3 separate regions of the Homo sapiens genome follow, and all the other regions are linked to region 3. Evidence: chromatin contacts called from ENCODE Hi-C or POLR2A ChIA-PET data. All regions are on one chromosome and are shown on one strand. The core of a region is the stretch at or near the end of the contact, and the rest is flanking DNA. Distances in the headings are between cores, read along the strand shown.

Region 1 (2,700 bases), core at 143-2,642, 1.1 Mb before region 3:
CTTTGTCACTTACTGATTAATACCTACCATCTCCTATCTTGCTTTGTTTGCAAATCAAGTCTGTAAATAAGATCAAAGGTATCTAGTGTGCCATTCTACTTAATCACTCGTCTCCTCCTTAACAAATTACATTCTAAAAAAAAGTTTTAACTTCTCCTCCAGGAGTTGTATTTCTATACCATAAAAATCCTTTGGAAAAAAAGAAGCACATGGGAGAATTGAATGATTTACCTAATGCATATGTGAATATTCAATGAAAGGGAAATGGGCATTTGGAAAGGCAATGGAGGACAAGGGGACCCATCTCTACGGTCCTGTTGTTAATTGGGAAGAGAAAACCAAGGGACCAGGTAAATGAACAAAAAAAAAAACTAACCTTGAGTTGGCCATTAGTACCAATGCTGTCTTCCACTTCAGGGGGCCTTCACTTGCAGAACTACATAACCAAGAGGGAGAAAGGACTCATGACATCCTGGACTGGTTAAATAAGAACACAGTGTTCACCACCAGAAAAGCCCATCACACACAACAAACACACCCAGATCGAAGAGGGAAACTAGAATACTGTCGACTCCTCCCCACATCCGAGAAAAAGGTACGACCAATGCCTAGCAGTTTCTAGGGAACACAGCTCAGGAAATACTGTAGTTCTTTAATGTATAAATGGCCTCCAAACTCATGCAAGGGGAGTTATCCCAGGAATGAATACTACACCTATGCCCTCCCCTTCACGTCTTCCCAGGAAACTTCATTTATCTATCTTATCTATCTATCTATCTATCTATCTATTATCTATCATTTATCTATCTTCTATATATCATCTATGTAATCTATCTATATGCGTGTGTGTGTGTGTATAAGACCTCACGAAGAGATTCCATCACAGACATCACAGAGTCGGAAAAATGACGCTTTACCCAAAACAAACTCCTACAGGCTCACGGAAAAAAACGAACAAACAAACAAACAAAAAAAAACAAAAAAACACTTCTACCCCGTTCACACTTATAGTTGGTCACAACAGTGCTGTCACACGATCACGTCACCGTAGACCAGGGTCACACGATAGACCCCGCCCCTACTCACCGTCCTGAGTCCGATCAAACAGCACCCACGGCACACACTAGGGTCTCCGTCTCTCACACACACACACCACAATGACGTCGTAAACAATAGCACTAACCACCATCGTCCGCAGCTCCCGCGTACAGAGGCCTCAGGCTCCCGGCTCCACGTGGACCGACCTCGCCCGGCAGCGCGGGGCCACCTCACCGCGAGCTCCTCCCGCAGCCCGGCCCGGGTCACCTCGACTCGCCAGGCTTAACTCAATAACCACAACACCGGAAAAGGAAGCAAAGGTCGAAGTTCATCCGCGGCCCTGAGGCCTGTGGGAAACGTAGTCCAACAACGAAAGAGCCCTGAAGCTCAAGCGGAGCCCGCTGGCCGCAGGGGCCGCACCACGCCCCAGACCCTGGAGTTTCCGGGTGCGCAGACCCTTGCCATCAGCAGAGGCTGCCGCTGCGCGTCCCCTAGGCGCGGAAGAGGCGGCTGGTGGTCCCTGACGGCAAGGTGAAGTCGAGGCAGTAATCGGGAACCCAGGTTGGGAGGACAGAATGGGGAACAGGAAGCTGGGGCGAGGGTGGTCTTGGGGGAGGTGGGGGGCCGCGGAATTCTAGGTGGCCCCTGCCTCACCTCTGGAAAGAACCGGAAGCCCGGGCCGGGGAGGGTGAAGGGAGTCGCGGACCCGGCTGCTCAGCCGAGGAGGAAACCCGGACCCCAGGCTGAGGGAGGCCGAAGAAGGAACTGGAGGGCCGGGCTGGGAAGGCCTGAAGCGGGTACAGCCTTTAGGCTGGGGAGGGTCGAGGGGAGAACTCGGAGCCTGAGTCGGGCGAGGTTTTGCTCCACTCTGGCTTCTAAGTGTGGGGGCCTCAGGATGTGACCCGTGGTCGTAAACCTGAGGGTGACTTGGAGTTTTTGTCCGTTTTGCACCATGAGAAAGGCCCCAGATGGAATCTGGCAGGTAGCGGCGGTTCAGTGTGTGTGTGTCTGCCTTAGGGCGTGTTTTACACTGTTGACGAAAAGACTCAGACTCTAAAGTATTTGAAGAGACTTATTCTGAGCTAAATATGAGTGACCAATGGCCGGTGGCCCAGCCCTCAGGAGATCTTGAGAACCTGTGCCCAGGGTGGACGGGATATATGTGGTTTTATACCTTTTAGGGAAACATGAGACACCAATCAAATACATGTAAAATGTACATTGATTCCCTCCGGAAAGGCGGGACAGCTGGAAGGTGGCTGGCCTTCCAGGTCATAGGTAGATTCAAAGATTATTTGATTGGCAATGGGTTGAAAGAGTTATTGACGTAAGACTTAGGAATGTCTCCAGGTAGCACGCTTCACAGAGAATAGATTGTAAATGTTTCTTTTCAGACTTGGGGTCTTTTCTATCAGTAATTCCAAAATGGAGGAGGGTATAATGAAGCATGTCCGACCCGCCCACCCCCGCCTTTCCATCATGGCTTTACTAGTTTTTCAGGTTAGGAATGCCCTGGCCAAGAGGAGGGGTCCATTCAAGATGGTCTGGGTGTGCTTAGGATTTTATTTTTGGTTTACAACACCAGCACCACCGGAGTTTGCTGGTGTCCTTTCCAGTCAGTTTCAAAGCAGAGACAGCCATAGTTCTGATTTGTGTCACTGT
Region 2 (2,700 bases), core at 193-2,692, 1.3 Mb before region 3:
TCCTGCTTGAACCCGGGAGGCGGAGGTTTCAGTGAGCACATCGTGCCACTGCACTCCAGCCTGGGTAACAGACCCAGACTCCATCTCAAAAAATACAAAAAAAAACAAAACAAAACAAACCTACTGGAAAGGGGTAGGAATTGGAATCTACCTTCATCACCCCATCATTCACTGGGAAGGAAGGCCAAAGCACCAGGTCAGTGGACAGGACATTTCAGGGGTTAAAGTCTAACTAGCTGAAGATTAACTGGAACAAGCCCGCATAGTCTGACAAAATCATATCTATTGACTGGCAGAAAGGGAGAAAATTCCACAGGAAGGGTTGGAATAGAATGGACGAGAGAGACGAGAAAAGCTCTTTCGTAAACGGTTGAGTTCCAGCTGAAAGATTCTAAGGAGGATCTAATGACAGCTGCAATCTGGAATGGCTGCTGTTTCCGAGGTGAGATTAGGAGAGGCAGGGATTAATGAGATATTGAATGCAATCATGAGTGTAATCAAGAGGGTATCCCCAGTAATAAAATGAAAACAGCAAAGCAAGTCTAGAACATCACTGGTAAGAAAACTGTAATCTCTCAAAGAGGGAGTCATTATGCCATTTTACAACTACTGCACCACCTGGGGAGAAATCATGTTTTCTATTAATTTTGCAACTGGCTTTATCTGTCTCTTCCTTCCTAGCCTGATTAATGACAGAGCTGCTTCATTGTTCAGTCCGAGCTGATTTTCATTCCACAGAAGAGGAAAGCAAATGCCCCCACGCCCAGAAAAAATAAAAATTACACTTCATGGAACAAAACGGAAACACAAACTCATCTGGATGTTGACTTGTCTATATGCAACAGCAATCATTTCCTCCTCTCCCCGCTGCCTTCCTAAAGAACAGCAGGATTGGGAAAGGAGACGGGAATCTTGAGACCGCGGGCCTTTCCTGGAGCCGGCCTTGGCTGAGCAGGACACACCCCCGCTAGCGCACTTGCTCCCTCCGTCTACTGCGCGCAAAACCCGATGGAAATAACAGGGAGCCTGGAATAAAGCTGACCCTTTCCCGTATCAGAGCGAAAGGCCAGGTACACGAAGACGGGGCTGGGATCTGTCTCCGAGTTCCCCGCAGTTTCCATGGGAGGGAGCTCGGGTAAAGCTGTGCAATCTGCAGTTCTTCAGACTGCGTCTTTTTGTTTGGGGGCCTTCATTCACTCCGGGGTTCCTGTATCTAACTCGGAGCCATTCCGGGCCGCTGGACCTGGGCGGCTCTGAAGCGAGAAGGCAGAGGACGCAACAGGGCACCCGGCGCCCAGTCAGCGCCACAAACTCCACAGCTACTGCCTCCTGGCTCACACTGAGGTCTGCGCCGCCCCCGCGCCACCCCCGCGCCCATTGCCTCGGTGCAAGCGACCAACTCACCTCTCGGAGCCGACACCAGCAGCGAAGCCGGAAAGAACTGCGAGCGGAGGCCTGTGGGAAATGTAGTCCGCCGATGGGAGGGACTGGTTCCAGCCCCAACGGGCTGCGCGGAGTGCGCATGCGCGGGGGCCGGAGCCCCGGGTGCGCTCGGGGCGGGAAGGCCCTCCGCGCTGCGTGGGGCTGAGGCGAGCTCGGGCTTGCGTTTGCTTTTGTCGCTGAGGAAGACTTTTATTTGTTTATTTTCTTGAGACAGGGTCTTACTCTGTCGCCCAGGCTGGAGTGCAGTGGCGTGATTAGAGCTCACTGCAGCCGCGACCTCCCGGGCTCAAGCGACCCTCCCACCCGAGCCTCCAGAGTAGCTGGGACTGCAGGCGCGCGCCACCACGCCCAACTCATTTTTTAAGTTTTTATAGAGACCAGATCTCCCTATGTTACCCAAGCCGGTGTCGAACTCCTGGGCTTAAAAGATCCTCCCGCCTGAGCCTCCCAAAGTGCTGGGACTACAGGCGTGAGCCACCAGGCTCAGCCGCGGAGGATTTAGAAAGAAGTTTTGGCACCAGCAGATGCCTAATATGTGTACTAAACACCTACCAGTTACTCACTGCATACACCCAAGCAAGGTGTGGGCACACATCAGGCATGCAATGAAAATACTCTCAAAGCCCACCAGAACCTGGAGCAGGACGTAAACCTAGAAAGGTCGCTCGTGCTCACTGCCCTCTCCCTTTCTCCCACTCTGTCTCTGTCTCTGTGTGTGTGTGTGTGTGTGTGTGTGTGTGTGTGTGTGTGTGTGTCTCGTATCTCCTGCAGTTGTGAATGTATTGTTCTACTAAAAATACAAAAAATTAGCCGGGCGTGGTCGCGCGCGCCTGTAATCCCAGCTACTCAGGAGGCTGAGGCAGGAAAATCGCTTGAACCCGGGAAGCGGAGGTTGCATTGAGCTGAGATCCGCCATTGCACCCCAGCTTGGGCAACAAGAGCGAAACTCCGTTTCAAAAGAAAAAGACTAACTGGAGAGGTCTGTCTCCAATGAGACTGAATTTGTCCTGTCCTGCGTTCCTTCAGGAAAGAAATGGGATAAGCCCACCAGGGACCACCCTGAGGCATCTTCTGTATCCCAAATTCTTTGATATATTAGTTAATACATGAAAGAATTTGTTCTTTCCTTAAGAATATAAAACTTTAGAAGATATTTGAAAATGCCTCGGCAATCTGGTTTCATTTTGCAAACAATAGGATATGCATGAAATAGGAGATAAATGAAAAATCTGAGCTACTTTATAACTACTAAGAAGG
Region 3 (2,700 bases), core at 83-2,582:
GAACCTGCAATCATCCTTCACTGCAGGTTCTTGGGGTCAGAATTCAAGGCCGTGTTTGTTAAACATGTAAATGAAACTCCAAGAACCGGGAGGTGGGGGCGGAGTAACAACCCTTTTCAGGAGGGAATCCTACACTCGAAACTGACAAACCCTGCCAGACCAAATTTTAGTCAGGCTACTACACCTTCAGCTAGGCCCATCTGTACACTTCACTGTAAAATCTGGCTATAGCAAAGAACTATTCTAAGTCAGTTTAGCAAGACCCTTTCGCCTCCGTATCTTCATCCTCCACCGTCCCCCAGGTCTCTCTCTCCAGAAATAATCCTGTTAGGTGCGTTTAGTCAGAATCTTCCTTAACCCAGACATTTCCTCTTAGTAATTTCTCATCCAGTGATCCCTAACCTTCTTGGCTATAAATTCCCACTTGTTCATGCTGAATTCGGAGTTGAGCCCAATGTCTGTTACCCACTGCAAAATCTCACAGCCGGGATCCCAATACCTACCACCATGGTCCTGAATAAAGGGTTCTTTGCATGCTTTAACAAGTGTCACTGAATACTTTTTTATTTAACAGAATCTATCATACCTTTCTTAAGGGCAATTACTCTTCTAAGCTTCTCATCCTATCTGTTTCTTCTCACTGGAAATCTTCATCTAAGACTCAGTATCTGATTTCCCATTGGGACCATTTCTCTGTTGTAGTCGTACTAGGCTGAGGAAGGCACAGGAAGCAGCAGGGAACCTGGAGCCAAGGGTCAATAGACCCCACAGAGCCCAGCGAAGCACGCTTTACAAAGGACACACACGGCATGTACAGGTCACACAAGGTCGACTACGCACCCCTCACAGTCCCGCAACTGCACCCACGTCACACAGGCAAGCCGGTCCTGTCGCCGCTGCGCGGTCTCTCACGCTCCCCGCCTGTCTCCTAGAGACGGGCCCCTCCTCCGCAGCTCCAGCACCCTAGGGCCTGAGGAGGCGGGAGACTCGCCCGGCCCGCCTGGGGGCCTCCGCGCTCTGAGCGCCTCCTGCAGCCCCACTCTCACCGCCACGCAGGGTACCACGCGGGCGGCGGGCTGGGGCTGCAGAGGCTCCCGCAGTGACCTGCGCCGCCTTCTTCAGGTGGAACCAAAAGGTCCCGGAACCGGAGCCAGGGGTCCAAGTTTTCTCCGTTGCCTTTGTAATATGTAGTCCAAGCCAGAACAGTCAGGACCGCAGGTACCGGTGAGAAATGGAGTCCAGAATCCTAAAAACCTACGAGAAATACGGCAGCGACCACTTGGACCGCGCCTCCCACCCACCGCTCGAGCCCCGGAGACTTCTGGGAGTGGCCGCCTTGCCTCGAGTGCGCATGCGCAGATCGGCCACTACTGGGCCCCTGGCCTGAGGCTTAGGGTGGAGTTAGTGCGTTCTTAGGGCCAGTAGGAGGCGAGTCTGAGTAGAAACTGATCCAGGTAGCCTCGGAAGGGATCACCTGCTGGATGGGTGTGAGCTCCTCAGGGTGGGGCGCCGAAACCCTCATGGCTCCTGAGGTAGAGCCGGCCTCCTTGGTAACACATGGGACTGGGACTTTTAATACCACCCGACAGGCCCAGCTTGTCTCGTCAAGCGCTAAGTAAATGGACTCACGTCCTATATGAGGGTTTGAAGTTCCATCACATTCTTCAATACATGACATTATGTTCTTCATCTTTGGACACGAATATATTTGACTAAAAATTTGACTAAAAAATCATCTGAAGAAATAACTGCTAAATAGTTTTATTATTTTTGTTCTGGAATAGGCTTCTTGAAGATAAAATAAGAAATTTAAAAAATTTTTTTGATCCTTCATGTAATACTTTGTAAATCTTCATAGTTATTTAGAAGCATCCAAAATTTCCAAATGGTAAAAAACGAATAAGAAAAATTTTTAGGTAAGTAAATTTGGGGGAAATATTTACAACAGCTAAAACGGACAAATATTTAATAGTCCGAATTTCCTGTTTCTTTGGCTTAATAAAATATTGATGAATACAGGCTGGGCACGGTGGCTCACGCCTTTAATCCCAGCATTTTCGGAGGCCAAGGCAGGAGGATCAGTTGAGGCCAGAAGTTCAAAACCAGCCTAAGAAACATAGTGAGACACCCCTCTCCTCCTCCCAAACTCTACCAAAAATGAAAGTTAGCCTGGTGTGGTGGCACACGCCTGTGGGCCCAGCTATTCCAAAGACAAAGGTAGGAGGATCAGTTGAGCCCGGAAGTTCAGGCTTCAGTGAGGTATGATGGTGTCACCGCACTCTGGCCTGAGCAACAGAGCAAGACCTTGTCTCAAAAAATAAATAAGTAAAATTAATTTAAAAATAAAAAATATTTGTCTATACCCTAAGAGGAAAAGGAACAAAACTAAAAAATCACCATTCAAAAATACAAATAGTCAAGGAAAAAAAACTATTAAAGTTACAATTTAAGAACTTATTGATCACTTTTTCTTCTCTTAATTAGTTCTTGGATTTGTTGCTCCTGAATCTCCTGAATAATCTCTCAGAAATACCACACATAGATCAATGGATTAAATTGACTCCACATATTATTTTCTTTTTCTTTTTTCTCTTTTTGAGACGGAGTTTTGCTCTAGTTGCCCAGGCTGGAGTGCAATGGCACGATCTTGGCTCACTGCAACCTCCACCTCCCAGGTTCAAGCGATTTTCCTGCCTCAGC

The links. Hi-C counts contacts between places; a loop is a spot of excess contacts on that map. ChIA-PET counts read pairs that join two places held with the same protein, here RNA polymerase II (POLR2A). Pooled maps may share reads with other maps.
Region 1: a pooled map shows a loop between it and region 3 (5-fold over the local background). The contact joins the promoter of ZNF529-AS1 here to the promoter of ZNF607 in region 3. A Hi-C loop is called at or near these places in 1 of 37 single-sample maps with no recorded cell type and 4 of 50 pooled maps. POLR2A ChIA-PET finds 5 or more read pairs at or near these places in 2 of 52 experiments (BJ and K562).
Region 2: a pooled map shows a loop between it and region 3 (9-fold over the local background). The contact joins the promoter of ZFP14 here to the promoter of ZNF607 in region 3. A Hi-C loop is called at or near these places in 4 of 50 pooled maps.

The regions. Positions count from the first base shown.
Region 1 is chr19:36,571,957-36,574,656 of GRCh38, forward strand. ZNF529-AS1 (ZNF529 antisense RNA 1) reads left to right here and starts at 1,393. Exons shown (of 5, transcript NR_173348.1): 1 at 1,393-1,599. ZNF529 (zinc finger protein 529) reads right to left here and starts at 1,336. Exons shown (of 5, transcript NM_020951.5): 1 at 1,184-1,336; 2 at 377-436. The coding sequence starts at 390. RefSeq lists an enhancer at 1,393-1,482.
Region 2 is chr19:36,377,759-36,380,458 of GRCh38, forward strand. ZFP14 (ZFP14 zinc finger protein) reads right to left here and starts at 1,443. Exons shown (of 5, transcript NM_020917.3): 1 at 1,405-1,443. RefSeq lists a silencer at 1,550-1,639.
Region 3 is chr19:37,718,429-37,721,128 of GRCh38, forward strand. It overlaps ZNF607 (zinc finger protein 607), which reads right to left and starts at 1,333. Exons shown (of 5, transcript NM_032689.5): 1 at 841-1,333. RefSeq lists silencers at 835-924, 985-1,094.